Regions from separate parts of the Mus musculus genome. Here region 1 is linked to region 2. A link is a loop called in an ENCODE intact Hi-C map of the cell type or tissue named here. Cell type or tissue: heart. All regions are shown on one strand. Links, peaks and the distances in the headings refer to the core of each region. The heading gives the core; the rest is flanking DNA.

Region 1 (8,337 bases), core at 29-8,028, 59 kb after region 2:
AATAGCCTCATTGGTCTGTAAGCAAAATAGTCAGGCCATGTACCCTGAAATGAACAGTCTTGGTAGGTAGAGCCATGGAGCAAAGGAACCAGCAAGCCAAGCAGATCTTGCTCATCCTTCAGTTTGGGCAACATCATGTTTGATGAGGCCAGGCCAGAGGCATCTGATAGCAACACTACTCCCATCCAAAACACACCTCTATTGTGTAGGAAGAGAGTATAAGGGATTTCTTTGTAAGGGAACTCAGGTGGGGCAGTCTTTCGCTATAGTCTACAGGAAGCATTCCTTCATTACCTTGTGTAGCACCCTAAAGGCACTGATTTCTGTCTCTTTGCCAGGCTCTTGATCTCCATAGCTGCAAGAGGCTCAGCGACAGGAAAAGCTAAATGGATGACAAGATATAAAGCTGCACCAGGGAGGAAGGCTCCAATTCTCTATATTTTGCCCTTAGCTCGTGAGGCAAAGAAAGGAAAGAAGGGCAGAGACAGCAAGTAGGAGCCAGCAGAGACAAACACATTGCTAAACCTTCTATCTGCTCATTCAAAAAACAAAACAAAACACTTATTGTGTGCCAAGCACTCAAGTATTGGGGACAGAACAACATAAAAATAGTTCTTGGCATGGAAAAGCTCAGTCTAGTGGAGGAACTGGCCAGGTGTGTGGTGGATGCTAAAAAGTTATGGGCAAGCCAAGCACATACAGTAAAACACACATTAGGACGATCAGGAAAGGCATCTCAAACATATGCTATCTAAGATGGAAGCTAAACAGCAAGTTAGTCAGATCACAGAGAAAAGAGGAAGAGACAGACTTCTTTAAAAACACTGAAACATTTTACTACAGCAAGATCATAGATGACAAGGGGCACGCTGAGGCCGAAGAGGCAGTGAGAGGTCAAAGACCATGGCAAGTGCGACACATCTAGAACACAAGGTTAATAGAGAACCTCTAAAGAGCTGTAGTGGGAGGGGTTGTGATATGATCACAGTGATCTTTTAAAAAACCTTATTAGTGACACATTTATCATTAACAAGCCACAAATACATAAGGTGCCCTTTTCATTAATAGCCTAAAGCCCGTCATGACTATCCCTTATCATTGCCTCATTACTGATCTTCATAGCAGGTATCTGACGTCCTTGAGAGGCCAGTGGGTCTGGGAGATAGACAGTTAAATGGGATACCTTCTTCATTGGTATTGAATCGGAGACTGCACCAAGGAATTCCTAATCTGAGTAACCCATTCCTACTCTTTCAGTGGAGCTGCCCAGAAGTAAAGCAGGGTTTGCCAACTTTCACATGTCAGTTAGAACAAATGTGTGTGTGTGTTTGGAGGGAGGAATGGTATGTGCTTTATAATGCTTTATAGCACCCTTGTCTTTTACCCATTAGATGCCAGTAGCTATGACCACTCTAAAATTGTGTTGCCAAAATTTCCTATAAACACTGCTAAATGCTCATGTGTGTAGAACACTTTCTTTTAAAAACCAATAAGATAGGAGGTTGGGGATATAGCTTATTGGTAAAGCACTATGCCTGTAACACAGGAAGTCCTGGATGCCATCTCCACTATCAATCTCTACTCTCACAGAGACAGCCAGTAAGTAGAGAATGTATCCCATGCGACCTTTGCTATAGCTGGAGTCTGCAGCAATCTCAGTGCTCTATAACACAGAAGCTGGTAAAAAGGAGTCACTTTCACAAATCCTACCCTTGATATGAAGCTATATGGAGTGAGCTCAAACTCCACAGGAAATCCCTCCGGTTAAGGAACTGAAAGGTTCTCAATAAATTGAAGTTCTGTCCCTCCTCTTAGACCCATCCAGCTGAGCCTTTTTCCTGAGGAGGTTTGTGTGTGTTCAACCTTTACCAGGCAAGTGGGAGAAAAAAAGCTCTTCAAAGCTCCCAAAGGCAGGTAACAAGAGGAACATGGCAGGAAGCAGATGAGTGGGTGCCCAGAGAGCCCTGCAATTACTGAAGTGTCATGAGAAGGGCTAGGTAGCACTCCCTCAGGATCCTGCCCTGTTCTCTCCAAGGTGAGAGATGAAGCTTTAGCTCACCACTGTACCCTACTCCTCAGCAGTAACTCTTGCAAAAGCAGCAGAAAACCCCACGGGGTCAACAGCCGAACAGGAACGGGGGAGATTCTAGTCTGCCAGTGAGGCTAGAACCAAAGCAAATGTCAAGGCCAGTGACTTCAAAGCTCCAAATTTTTCCAGTCCTAGTATCACCTTTTAACTAAGTGACCTCTGCTGAAACCCCTTCTCTCTGAGTCGTAACTGACTCCACACACCTCCCATGGCTAAGAGAAACCCAGGGCATCCCAGAGGGCAAGCAAATGTGATTTGATCATTTTTATTTACTAAAAGAGAAGAATCAAAAGAAATAAAAGAGGAAGAGAGAGAAGGCAAAACGGGCATGCAAGAATAACAAAGAAGGGAAATAAAGAGTAAGGGGACAGGCTCATGAAAGTGGAGGGTGAAGACTGCAGGAAGATGAAGGATGATGGGTAGCCTTCAGATAAAGATATGTAACAGGACAGAATTTTTTAAAACCACAGAAATTTCAGGATAAAACTGAACAATAGCAGGCAATTGATATGGATTAGAAATCCACTGGACAGTCCATGGAAGGACTCCAGAAAGGATAACTTCTCTGTTCATGGATGTTGCAGGTGTCCTACGTAAAGGCAATTGACATCTGGATGGCTGTATGCCTGCTCTTTGTATTTGCTGCCTTGCTTGAGTATGCTGCAGTCAATTTTGTCTCTCGTCAGCATAAGGAATTTATGAGACTTCGTAGAAGGCAGAGACGTCAGCGTATGGTGAGTACCGAAGGGGTGGAGCCCACTTTCCTTCTCCTTTGCAGTCTTTCCTTCCTATTACTCCTCCTATAAACCCAACCCAGGACTCTAGGACTAGGCAATTGGGAATCCTGGGAATTCTAGTCCCAGGCTGTTGACAGTTAAATTAAATACTTAGTTTTTCTGGTACTGTTTCCTTTATCTATTCAATGAGACATTAACCCTTATAAGGCAGTAGAGAAATTAAGAGTATGCATGCAATAAACGCTTAAAATATATTAGCCCAGGCTAGGCATGGTAGCACATGCCCATAATCTCAGCATTTGGGAGGTAGAGACTAAAGGTTTTGTAAGTTTAAGGCCAGCCTGGTCTATATATCAAGTTCTAGGATAGCCAGGACTACATAGAGACCCTGTCTCAAAACAAGCAAACAAAAATATATTTGCCACTATTAGAACCATATATTGGCTTAACATTGATGTTATTGCTTTGAGAATTAATGATAGTGTTTTTGGTTTTCCTCGCATACAGAAGGAAGGTACTTTAAGTCGTCCTCTATTAAGAACTAAGAGTCAGACACCAGTGCCTTTCAAATGGAGCACTGTAAGATGGTCCCCATGTTTGAACTGAAATTGAAAGACCACTACTTGCCTCTTCTGATTGGTGGAATGTATCTTGAGCATCAGGCACTTCAGAGTTGGTAGGCTTGAGGTGGTGGTCTTCCTCACTCTTGTTTGTTAGCCCCATTTCTTCCAGAACAGAGTGATCACCAAGGGGAGATAGAAGAGGAAGTTGTTGTCATGACAACAGAAGCAGTTTTCCCTCAATTGCCCAGACAATAGGCACTAGGTAAGTTGTCATGACAACAGAGGTGCTTAGGCTACCCTGAGACAAGCAAGCTCCAATTATGAGCAAAGCTGAAAGCCTTGGTACTGGTTGCTTAATCTTCAGAGACAGTGTCTCGAGCTTTGATTCCATGTTTTCTGTCTAATCCAGAGGCTTCAAACCCAAAATGCACAGCACAAAATTACTTCTTGGAGCAGAGAAAACAAATTACCTGAACGCACTGTTAAAATCTTGACTCTAGGGGGCAGCAGGTCTAGCTCAGTGGCAGAGTGCTTGCCAAGCGTATGTATAAATCTTGCGTTTGATCCACAGTAACACACACACGCAAATATGTGCACGAGTGCTCACACACGCGTGTACACACACACACACACACACACACACACACACACTCGGACTTTAGCCTGAGACATAGTAATACAAGGATGCTTTGTTCCTCCTAACTCTCAACTCCCACCTCAGTTGCTCCTGGCACACCACTATTATGACTTCCAATGATCATACAATCTATATGACTTCACATTTCTTGATATGGTTCCTTTCTGGGGAAGACGGGGCTCCTATCTCATACAGATTCTTCTTCTAGTTTTCCTCTCTTTAGTTCTTTCATAGTTCCCAAAGAGTGAGCCCTCTAGTGGACTGATCTTCAACTACATATCTTTGAATAAGACTCATTCTTCCAGAGAGCTGCCTATAAGATTTTCCTACCTCATCGAAGGGGTAGGAAAACATGTACATAATTAGGGGATGAAAAAATCAGGATGCTCCCTTTCCTAAAATAATCATCTCTGCCTCTTCTTTAGTTGTATGAAACTTTTCTCCAGGTACCAAACTCTTCGATTCATAGTTTGATTTTTAATGTTTTTTAACTTTGCACTCCTAGGAAAGAACAGGTTTTCAAATACTCCAGAGCCCCTTTCCTACCTAAAACACTTGTGTCGCTGTCCCAGTAACAAATATTACTACAGTTACTACAGTGCTACTCATCTTGCTCCTAGTACCACCTCCTCCACCACTTGTCTCCCGTGCATGGTGCTTGCTCTTCTCCTGTGGCAGTGCAGGAAATGGCGATGGTTTTACATGCCCTTTGCCTTCGCAGCTGGTCTAAGGAGTTTAGAGGAAGAGGTGAAAGCCTTACTCTCAGCACCCCTGCAGGGTTAGCCTAGCCCCTGGCTCTGAGCACACCAGTCAAAGGCAAAGGCTGTCAAACTGCATAGACAAGAATCCTTGCTATTATCAATACAGTAACTTAAGAACTAGAAAATTTACAAAATACCAGCAAATCCTCTCAGGGCCTTACTTTCAGAACCCTGCTCACCTCTCTGTCTTCCATTGAGCGTTCTGCCCCATGTCCAGAATCTTTTCTCCCTGAGTGTCTCACTTCCATATTTATTACTCTATTCCGTCTTCATAGTCCACCTTTTACACTGGGCATTATCTCCCAGCTTCCTTCTCTAGCCTTCCAGCACTTGGCTCCTAGGTAAGTAGAAACAAATTCAACTCTTTTCAATAGCCATAGAAAGAGCAAAGGGATATTCAATGGCATGTTGTTCCTCCCCAAGCCAATGACACTCCCTCGTCATTCAGAGTTTGTCTTAAGTATCTAATATCCAAATTTAGGCCTCTTTTAGGGCACTAATCTTTGCTGTGCAAGCCAAAAAGATACATATTAAAACTAAAAAGAACCAAGAATAGCTTACTTTATTAGATATATTTTCTCTTCTGTATAAAATTACTTTCTTCTAGCCTGAGAAATATTTCCACACAATTTCCTTAGATTCACTGGATAAAAGGGGAAATAATGGGATTTATAAAAACAGCAATTACAGTTGGATCTAAGTTCCTCGCTCGGAATGTTTTCTCAGTACCTAGCCTCTGTAGCTGTGTCTTGTAGCTGGGTGCCGAGGTGAATAGTGCACTACAGTGCGGTACAGCTATACTGCAATGCTAGCAAGTATTTGTTTACTTTACTTACCCCTATCATAGTTCTAAGTCCTTAGGAGATATTCTGCATACCAATGGTCCCAGCAAATCTCCCCTGTAGCAAGAGTGTGAATATTAATTATACAATACATGTGCGATTAATAAAGATCTCTGACTAAAAAAAGGCCAAAATGATAAATGAGCAGAGCCTTCAGGCTGCCAAACTGTAACTTTTCAAGATTAACAAGCCAGGATAGTGAACTGCCTCTGATATATACACATCTAATTCTCTACGAAGACCCCGATACTTCAAGAACAGGACAGTAAAGCTTTCTGGTGGGTAGACGTTAATTTTTTCCTGTGTTCAAAGTGTTCCTCACAGGCTGCAGAGATGGCTTAGGGGATAAGAGCACTGGCTAGCTGTTATTCCAGAGGACCTGTGTTCAATCCCCAGCATGCACATGGCTGCTAACAACAATCTATAACTTCAGTTCCAGGGCCCCACCAGTACACACACATGATGCACAGATATACATGAAGGCCAACTGCCCATACACCTCAAATAAAAATAATGAATATTTTTAAAAAGTGTTCCTCCATTTACAGAAGCAAAAGGCTATTGAACCACTGTATAGTGGGGCAAATAATAATTGTTTTTTCCTGTCAAGTATTTCATAACTGAACAAGATACTTTTCTGAGTACACTCTTTAGTTTGGGACCCTGACAAGATATTGGCATCCAAGAACAAAAAGCCACTCCATTCCTCATATCCTGAAGCATGTGGCTTATCAGCCCAGTTGTCTATTCAACAGACAGCTTCTGAGTATCAATTAGGGTCCAAGCATGGTTCCTGCCACTGGAAATATAGGAATGAATCTGTCTATATATGAACTAACAGACAGCAGAGAAAGGGTTTGTGGCCTGAGTTTGTCTGCCACTGATGCTCAGGCTTGTCCTCATAACAGGTCAGTTTTGGGTGATATCATAATTAAGACGTTACTATTACCAACCATACCAGTACCTCATCAACTACTTTTTCATTGATTTCTGTAGCTGCAGAGGCCTTGTTATATACATCCCACAGTGTCCTTTAAATTGTACAAAATGTTTAACACCTTTGTGCTCATTCTGCATATACATATATATTCCTTGTTCTTATAAGTTAAAGAACTACGTCAGGTAGCTAGGGTGGCTTACTCTTCTTGTTTTACCTTGGACTTCTCCAGTGTTGGGGATGAGAGACTCGGGAACCTCCTCAGTGCTGGGCACACTTGAGTTGGTAGATGAAATCAGACAAAAGGATACTTCATTTCAGGCAATCTCTTAGCTGAAGCTTTTACTGCAGAGCATTCAACACTTTTAATATACATAATCATCTTCTATTTGAAGGATATATTTCTCAAATCTGCTCTAAAATGAGAAAATAGAGTAAGTAAGTTGTGGGGTAGAGGGACTGAGGGCTTCTTCCAGAAGTAAAGCTCTTGTGGATGGTTCTTCCCACTTCCTCCTCCTGCTCCCTTCAATTTCTTTGATTTCTATCTTCCTGTCCTTGCTTCCTGCTTCCCAGCTGTTGTCAGCCAACTATTGTAGTAATGGTCATGTTGCTTACTGCGTATTTAAAATGTGCCTCCGCCATGCTTTCATTCAAAATTAGCTTTAAAATGTACTATCTACAAACAAACTATTTCTAAAGCTTTTAAAATTAATTAAAATCAATTTATCAAGTCAAAATATCTCAGCCTTACTATCTGGTGGTTTTATTGTTCTGTTTACCTGTCACAGAATTTGACGTTGAGATGTTGGCACTTCAGTAGGTTTTAGATGACTCCAAATGTTGTTACACATATTCAAAGGGAACTCAATGCATGGCTGTAAATGAAACCATAGCATATAGCTTAATATACATAAATATTATATATAACATATATATACACATATATATACACACATATACATACCACCTTTTATCTCTTGTAATTATAGGAAGAAGACATCATAAGAGAGAGCCGCTTCTATTTTCGTGGCTATGGCCTAGGACACTGCTTACAAGCAAGGGATGGAGGTCCAATGGAAGGTTCCAGCATTTATAGTCCCCAACCTCCAACCCCTCTTCTAAAGGAAGGAGAAACCATGAGGAAACTCTATGTGGACCGAGCCAAGAGAATTGACACCATCTCCAGGGCTGTCTTCCCTTTTACTTTTCTTGTCTTCAATATCTTCTATTGGGTTGTCTATAAAGTACTAAGGTCAGAAGATATCCACCAGGCACTGTGAACAGGGTGGAGGCTATAGTGTACAGTTGCTGGCTTCCTGCTTTCACCCAGGTGGGCTTTTCCCTTCCATCAGACTCTCTCAGGAACTTGAACAGTTCCTTCTGATCTCATACTCATAACTTCAATTACCAGTTCCCAAGCTATGTGGGGACTGCCTAGTGCCAATAGTAGCTGTACTTACAAACATGGCTTATATACCCTCATCCAGATTGACTGCTTACTCTGCCATTTCCCTTTGTTTGTCTACGTGGCTAATGCCAAAATGACTTTCTGTCATTGCTGGGGCTCCTCTGTGAAGAATATCTAGACTGTGGGATTCTTGGTTTTACTATCTGCATCTTTTCTACTTGTATTCAGAGCCTGGCTTTTACTTGGCACTGCTCTCCCTTCCACTGTCCTTTCAGTCCACAAATTCTGCCCTGAATGACCTACTCAGATATCCTTACCGATAGGAAGACAAAGACACAGGTTTTGAACCTCTTAACAACAATG
Region 2 (8,337 bases), core at 21-8,020:
GAAGCAATAGCATTCCACTGCCTGGTCAGAAATGGCTGAAAATTCACATGGTCTCAGATACTGTGTTACTGAGTGATTGCAGAGACAGTGGCTATTCTGTCCTGTATCCCTAGTCCATGTATTGCTTACCCACCCACATCCACATCCTCTGGGGGAGATCATTCAGCCTCCATTACAAGAACATGCTCCTCTGGTCATTTTCTCTCTTCCTGTCTTTATCTCTTCAGGGCCTTATCCCCTGAGGAAGTAATTCAACTTACACTCCTCCTCTGTTTTGAAAGAACAACCTATTTAATCAGCCACATGAATGTTAGATAGGGTTCCTGGGTCCAGAGCAGGAAGTGACTTTTTCCCATCTTGCTACATTTACGAGATCAAATGTTTCTTACATACAAGGTATGCACAAAGACAACCTTGCAAAGAGGAAGGGTTAGCCTAGATATGCACTGGTGCAGAGTAGTCGTTGTCATCAGAATTTACAGGGTTTATAGGACTTCTCTACACTGACAGGGCTGCCACATCCTTATTACTTGATCTTCCACCCTGAAAGTAGACAAAACAGTTATTGTTGCCCCTGTCTACCAGATGATGAAATGGTGATTCATGGTGACATGCCTAATTTTGCAGAGTTCCTTAGAGACTGAGCTGAGATCCAAACCTGGTTGTTTGGACCAGTAGTCTAAGACGCCACCCTCTTAACTATCCTGCCTACATATATACTTGTAACAGTTCCCTCAGTGACTTGAGATGAAAAAAGCCAAGGTTAACAACAGTTCAGTTTCTAATTGAAAAACTACTTCTGTGGATCTTTTTACTGGTTACAAAGTTGCACGGTGAACACACAGGAAAACTGAATCTCCTCTCCTTCAGGATGTGTTCAAGTTGCTACTTTTATCTTCCCCACATGTGAGCAATAAGTACCTATCTCTGCAGCATCTTACCTAGGCAAAGACCCTTATGCCCCACACACCTTACTCTGAACAGGCACTGCTGGACAGCAGAATTTTACATCTTCCATAGTTGTGGAACATAGAAAAACCCTCAGGTCTCAGACAACTTAACAAAAGCCTTTAGATAGAAGCCTCCTTGTTATATCTGGGATTAAGGGTAAGTCCATGATACTAGAAATGTTGTCCTATATGTGTGTGCTCACATGCATCCGTACACACAAGCATACACAAGCACATACAATCCATATCTATTCCGCATGGTAAAACCACTGTGAACTGTATTTTCATTTTCTGAACCTGGAATGTCCACTATAGGCACTGCCAAGTCTGAGTCCAATTTTCCCCATTCCTCCACATCCTACTGATGCAAAACATGCTTTGAAGTTTGTATCAGGGAAGCAAGTACTTAATGCATTTGTAGCTTAGTCAATATTCAAGTTGCCTCCAGCAGAACAAGGGGTCCCACACAACCTGACCATAATCAGGGCCTTAAGATCGGGGAAAGGAGAGAGGACAAGGAAGTGAGGGGTAAGAAGCCACATGATCATAGCCAACCTGTGTGCATTTTCCAAAGGTCTGGAAGACACCACATGTACTGCCAGGATTCGTTGGCAGTGAAGCAGTATGCTCAGCACAGCAGAGAAGGGGTTAATACAGTTAAATGCTAAGAAATTAAAACAGAAAATAAGTGCCAAAACACAACTTATTTAAGCCACTGGAAACCCAAAGCCCCAAAGTTGAACTCCTGTGCCTGCATCTTTGATGCTGGAGTTTTTGAAACTCACCCATGTCTTTGGCACTCTGACTCCAATTGTAGCCTGTTGGCTAGTCTGTTTTGCGGCTGACTTTGCTCAGCTGGAAGGATCCTGGTCTCTCCAGTCTCCTTCTTCTGTCCTTTACTTTTTCTCTCTGAGTATCTTTGTCCTCTTCTCCTGCAATGAAAAGGGCTTTCTGATTGACAGCCAACCCCCTTAAAGAGACAGGCTCGTTTCCCTCCTCCTCTCCTCCTCCCCTTCTCCTCCCCTTGTCCCCACCTCCTTTGGGATACTCCCTTCTTTAAGGGCTCCATCTTCTCTTTATGCCTTTTCACTCCCAATTGTTTTTTTTCTTTCTCTCTCTTTTCCCCCCTAAAGCTTCTCTAGAATTTCATTTTGCTTTAAATAAATCAGGAAGTGTGAATTAGGGGTGTAAATTAAATGGAGGGGTTCTTGAATCCTCCCAAATGATCCTTGGGTCCATTTAAATGTGTCATACCTGGGTCTGAGCATGTAAAGTCATGTGAAATAGTAGCCCTGATGAGAAGGGGGTCTGAATCAAAAGCCTACTTACTATACTACCAAACACACCGCACCCAACTCTCACTGCTCGTTGCCCTTGACCATGGAACCTTTCCTTTCCTCTGTAAGCAAAAAAAGCATTCTTTCTCTTCCTGGCACTGGAAACACAATGGGGAAGAAAAAAAGTCATTTAAAATAATTTCTTCAAAAGCTTTGGTTTTAGAAGAATGCAGATAGAACCAGCTGCTGATTCTATGAACAGACTGTGTGTGACCAGGCTCAAAAAAGCCAGACGTGCAATGAGAGTACATTTGGATAACAGAGATACAAAGGAGAGGGCAAGACCTGTGCCAAGGTCACAAGGGACAAAAAGGCCAGAGTGGACCATGTAGGCAATTTTCAAGGAAAATGAACTCTGAGACAAGACATTATCACAAACTGGCAAGCAGCTAGTCAAAACTCTTCCCAGGAAATAGTGTTCCCATCAGAGTGAAGATGAGGCTAAGGAGACGGAAGGAGCGTTTGGGAAAGCAGCAGTCAGAGTTGGGGGGGGGGGGAGAAAGAAAATACAGTCCTTGTCTCAAAGAGGATTCTATGAAAAAATATGGCCAAGCAGTAAAAAGAGGGGAAGTATTTGTGAACCATTTACAATGGTAAGAGTGATTTCTGACGTCTGTGAAGGAACCAAATATAAAAGGTGATGTTAGCTAGGCAAACTTTTCTAGTCCTTTCTAAAACAGGTGCACCTTAAGGAGCGCTTATGTGGTTTCTTTGTCTATCTTCTCTCTCACCTCAGAAGCCTCACACTCATAACCCTCTTGATTTAGAAGCAAGATTCTACTGCTGAATGGCTCTAAGGAAAGTTGTGGAACTTGTCATTTCTATACCTCTAAAAAATAAGGTATGTCCTCCTGAACTTGTCCTGTGGTTTTTGTCTTGAGATAAGAGACAATAGAGGAGGAAAACTGAGTAGGACCTACAACTCTGGACTCCAGAATTGTAGACTGTATGAGGCTGGTTCTAAAACAAATCTTTTGCTCTTGTACAACTTGAAAGGTAAGGGATCCTTGAACCTGCCTCATGAGGAACAGTATGGTAGGAGCTTCCCAGGGCATCCTACACTAAGGCCATGACTGACTGCTGAGGATCTTAAGACCCATGCCTTCCTAGGTCTGCTCTCCAGACACAGACTCGGCCTGTCATGGAAGTGAAGCTGTAGGTCTTCTTTATATTGACAGCCCTGGAGGAGAGGGACGATGGCAAAAAGAACTGACCCTAAACTTTGGGAATTCTGATGTGGGGAAATCAAAAAGCCAATAGCCAAAGCTGATCTATGTGTGGGGGGAATCGCTCAGGTTGACTCCTCAGATGCATCTCAGCCATTCTCAGCAGCATCTCTGGGACTGTTTATGCTACTCAGAAGGAAATAATTCCCCAGTAAACTCCCAGACACAAACTTATCTACCATATTCCCCGAGGCCTCTTTGCTCCTTTCTATCATCTCCACTGTCTTACTCTGAATTTGATTTTCTGTTCTCTTTCTCTTGTCCCTCCTTTTCTCTCTCCTCACTGATGGGGCAGATCTTTCTGTTTCTGCAATGCTCTTCTGCTAATGGCTAGGAAAGGTGCTCAGCCAGGCGATTATGTCACACCCTCCCCTGTCCCCTAAGGTTCCCAGCTCCCTCGGATCTAGTGCATTGCGGTTGCTCTGTCTATCTGACATGACAGTCTGCCTGCACAGTCCCTCTGCATCCTTCTTCTAAGCTCCTGTTACAGTCCTCAGAGGACTTTTTTTTTCCAGTCTTCAAGAATTTCCCTGACCCAAGAAAACCCCATCCACCCTACCTGTGTCTATGATTCTGCTTTCATTGGGTCTCTTAAGTGAGCTGAACAAAAAACAAGTCTCCATTCTGGCTGGGCTTCTGCAATGCCTGAACATTCCTCCAGAGGGCACCAAGAGCCTTCATGGTTGCAGTCTGCTGCCTGCTTTGGGAGCCTGTGAGGAAGAACAAAGCAGGGTTGTAGTATACCAGTAAACAGTGTGCTTCATGCAGTTCTAGCAGTAAACCAGAAAACGTGGGCCCCCTTGATCACAGCTTAGTTTAGTTGTGCAACTGTCTTCAATGAACTACAAAACATCTGGATAGTACCTCCATGTTCTCCCCTGTCATATCAGATTCTGGAAGGCCAGAAAGCAAACAAGTTTTCTTTGCTCCACTGAACCAGGGCATTGAGAAGTCCAGTGACTTGCTCCCTGAAAAGTAGATAAGCTCGTAAGTGCCTAATCTGATGGTTCACTTCTCTGAATGTTCACTTGGAAGATAGACAAGGAAACAGAGAAGGCCCAGTATGACTGAGTTCTCGGGCTCATCCAGAGCGTCTAGAGCTGAGGCTTTTCTTGTCCCATCCAATACTGTGTCATCACAGGCCAAATTTGGAAAGGCGAGTGGCTGGCTTTTACAAATTTTCACAATCCTGGCACAGAATACTGGCAGAGTGGCAGACGATGTATCAAGTGTTGTGTGTTTGCAGATAGAACTTTCCACACCCAACTTTATGCCGATTGGCTTGGCCATGCCTTTTTGGCCAAGAGAACTGAGGGCTGAGGGCCAGAGATGTCGCATTCTTTGGTCATGCACAGTGTGTGTTGTGGGGAGTGAGGGTGTTGTTCTTCTGGTAACTCAAGGAGCAATGTAAGGATGGACAGGGCTGACTTGTAAATTGTGTATTTATGTAAAAGGGAGATATGCAAATAGCTTGGGATAGAGTAAGAAAGTCGCTTAGAAGAGAAAATATTCAGATAAATAAACTCAGAACACTCAAACCTGAGAAATGCCAAATATCCAGTGGGAAGAAACCATGTAACCCACTTAGAACCCTGAAAACTTGGCTGGCTTTGCCTGGGTAGCCCTATTAGAGAGTGCAGATGTATGAAGTCTAATGACAACAAAAATAAAATTATTCCCTGGTTGTCAATAGTCACCTAACTCTATAGATATACTTATTTTTATCATTTGAGTAATGGGGTACACAGAAGTCACCTAATAGGCAAAAGACAAAAGTACCTTTAGAAAATACCTCTGTCCAGATTCATTGCTTGGAACTTGCTGGGACAATTGTTCTGCTCTGAAAGAATGCTTGAATACAGAGCCTCTTTCCTGAACAAGAATAGCAAAGGGGAGGATGGGCGAGCGAGCTTCTCTGGCTGCTATGACCCAAGTTCCTAACCCTTCATACTCCTCTAAGCAAAATATAAAGTGAATGTTTGAAATGTAGTGGGTTTTATATATCTTGATGGGCTTCAAATAAGTGGGATTCAGAAGAGACAATCGATAGAAAAGACTGCTGGGATGCTTCTTAGGTGTGGCTATAATACCAAGACTGACTGAGTTTATGTGCTATTGCAAATCCAACTCAGACTCTCAGTATTCTATGCCTATACTACTAAGTTGCATCCCTGGCCACAAGAATGCTTTTTAAAGAGTCTTTATTTTAGAAGTCTTTATAGCCAAATGTCACAATCCTTGAGCTTTGCCCACTCCAGAAAAATGTAATAACAAGATTTAATGAAATAATGAGCCAAATGTTGATAATTATTACAACTACATGAGAACATGGAGGTTTGTTCTATTATTTTCTCTCCTTTGTATATGATTAAAATATGAAGTCAGAAAAAAAAAGAAGAGTCATCACAGTTAAAATTCAGACTAAGCCAGAAACAAAAAGGAGAACCTTCCCGAGGGGGAATGTCTATTTCTGGAATGGTACACCTAGCCTGCTAAAAAATGGCTGCTTCTGGAGAAAGGGGTGGGAATTTGGAGATTAAGGGAAGCCGTTTTACTCTACATCCTTTAGCATGGCTGTGGTTGGTAATTATATGGATCTCATGCTTATTTTATTTAACTTTTCATCTGAAAACTTCCTCAATACAGCAGTCCGCAGGCCACTAAAGTCTCTTCCACGGATCTCAGGCAGCCCTCAGTACACTGGTTAGGCTGGCCCCCACTGTCCCACTTGACATTCACCCTGCCCACAACCATATTCTTATATACAGCCAATGAGGGTGCTACTGGGAGTAGGAACCCCCTGGAAACTCCCTTAGGGCACAGCTGGTTGGGGAAGGGGTGGGTGCCCTAGCTCTGCTTCTTGTAGGAGAAAACAAGCATCCATGCTATCCAAAAGGATGAAGACCCAGGAGGTAGTGTGACAGAGGCACAAAGCCTTTCTACCTCTCTATAGGGTCCACCAATACTGTGGGCTACATCTGTCCACTGCGGAATCAGCTCTAACAGTTGCCTAGGCCACTTCTTGATACCACAGCCCCGGGCAGTCTTTACAGAGATAAACCTGCCTATTCCTCCTGGTGCAACAACAGCAATGATGATAGAATTTTCTGGGCCTTTCAGAGAAACAAAGGCAAGTATCTGGCTGCATAGCCAGTTGAAGGGTCAGTCTGAGTGGTGGCACTGCAATCTAAACTTGGTGTGCTATAGAACAGAATGTCTAACCTTGAAGCTAAAGTCCCTTTCCTGGGAAACTAGGCTAACAGATAGTACGAAGAAGCAAGGGAAGCCTCAATCCTCCCTGCTGAGAGTTAAGTGCCTCAGGTAAGTACACATCATTTGCTGGAGCTTAGGGCAAGTGGGCCCCACAGAGAGCCCTCGCTTTCTCCTTCTCATGCCCCAGCTAAGCTCTGTCTAAGCAGCCAATTTGCCCACAAGTCTAGGCCCAAGTGACATCCTATAAGCTGGCACAGGCAAAAGAGAAGACCTGTGTCTCTAGGTAGGATGTGGGGTTAGGGGCTTTTGTCTGCATTGGGCTCTTCCATTTGCCAATGATTCCTGGTCAAAGAGCTTCACTCTCGTTGGCTTCTCCCTGGGAAACCAGGAGTGAGATGAGGGACCCTGGGCCCTGAAGCTCAACTTATCTCATGGCCCTGCCAAGTTGAGGGCTACCCTCTGAATCAGGGGGTGCTAATAGATCCTCTATCCTGGCCTAACTCTTGGCGTTGTGTGGACCCTGACCAGCAAGGGAAAATGTTTTCTTTTAAAAAGAACAATTGTAGAAAAACTGCAAAGTCAAAGAAGTGTTCTTCTCAGAGGATCCTCCATGATAACGAAACAAAAGGAAGGGGTCTTTGAATGGTAGCATTCACGATTTTGGCTAGATATCAAGTAGCCTTCTACTTGGTCGGGGATCGATATGAGCATAGCATATAGTGATTTCAAACCTAGATTCTGGAGCTGAAGTTGGAGCAGTGATCAATGGCATGCCAGCCATAGCAAAGCCCTTGGTTCAATAGCAATCATTAAAAACAAAGACTCCAGCATCCTTCCTTCAAAACATCCACAGATTTGGTTAGTCAGCTCTATGACACTAGGCAATGATTGAGCCTCTTAGTCTTTGCTTTTTTGTTCCTGAAAAGATATAATAGTGGTGACCTCATATGGTTACTATCTTCAGATTTCACAATTGATCTCTTCCTATTGTTATATTTTTGTTTGTTCGTTTCAAGACAGGGTTTCTCTGTATCCTGGCTGTCCTAGGAATCATTCTATGGACCAGGCTGGACTTGAACTCACAGAGATCGGTCAGCCTCTGCCTCCTGAGTGCTGGGATTACAGGCATGCACACTCCCCCCCCCCCCCGACTTGCACTTCTATTGTTATTATTATAGGGCACAGGACCCATCAGGGCTTATACAAAATAATGAACATGACATTTTTAATACACTGCCTATGCTGAGGTACAAAAACAATATTAATAATAACCATGAGAGGGGCTGACACTCTCGAAGTGCCTGATAAAGAAGCAGAACTTTAGTGATCTCTGCCACTGACAACTGTCAGATCTAGGACTTTTAGATATCCCCAAACTTGCCTATTTTTAAAACAGCAATTAGGATATGTGCTCCATAAAAATACTAAAATGTCTTGGGTTTCACTTAGCAGTTTCAGAATTCATTTGTTTTCCAATGTTTCCAGCTCCTTGAAGTTTAAACCTGTCACCAACTGTCAATTTGCCAGCAAAAAGTATTTCCCAAGATGTAGGTCGTTCAGTATGATAACTGGGTACAACCAGGAACCTCAGAAAGGTTGGTTAGGCTCCAC

The links. Hi-C counts contacts between places; a loop is a spot of excess contacts. Peaks named below come from ENCODE experiments on the same cell type or tissue, not always from the same donor. Only the 100,000 strongest peaks of a DNase experiment are listed, where the experiment ranks them.
Region 1: it touches region 2 in a loop (2.9-fold over the local background); 18 of 42 quality-filtered maps call a loop at or near these places.

What each region holds. Positions count from the first base shown.
Region 1 is chrX:136,757,205-136,765,541 of GRCm38, reverse strand. Glra4 (glycine receptor, alpha 4 subunit) reads left to right here. Exons shown (of 9, transcript NM_010297.2): 8 at 2,674-2,823; 9 at 7,556-7,868. The coding sequence ends at 7,846. BC065397 (cDNA sequence BC065397) reads right to left here. Exons shown (of 10, transcript NR_033324.1): 4 at 7,346-7,441; 5 at 6,784-6,982; 6 at 5,624-5,686; 7 at 4,967-5,124; 8 at 3,454-3,551. Among named protein-coding and RNA genes, the nearest start is that of Glra4, 18 kb to the left of the region's middle. In heart, for the core only: a CTCF peak has its summit at 4,276 (motif pointing left); no DNase peak of the experiment used is centred there.
Region 2 is chrX:136,816,316-136,824,652 of GRCm38, reverse strand. Plp1 (proteolipid protein (myelin) 1) reads right to left here and starts at 1,895. Exons shown (of 7, transcript NM_011123.4): 1 at 1,736-1,895. The coding sequence starts at 1,739. In heart, for the core only: a CTCF peak has its summit at 4,161 (motif pointing right); a DNase peak (open chromatin) is centred at 4,782.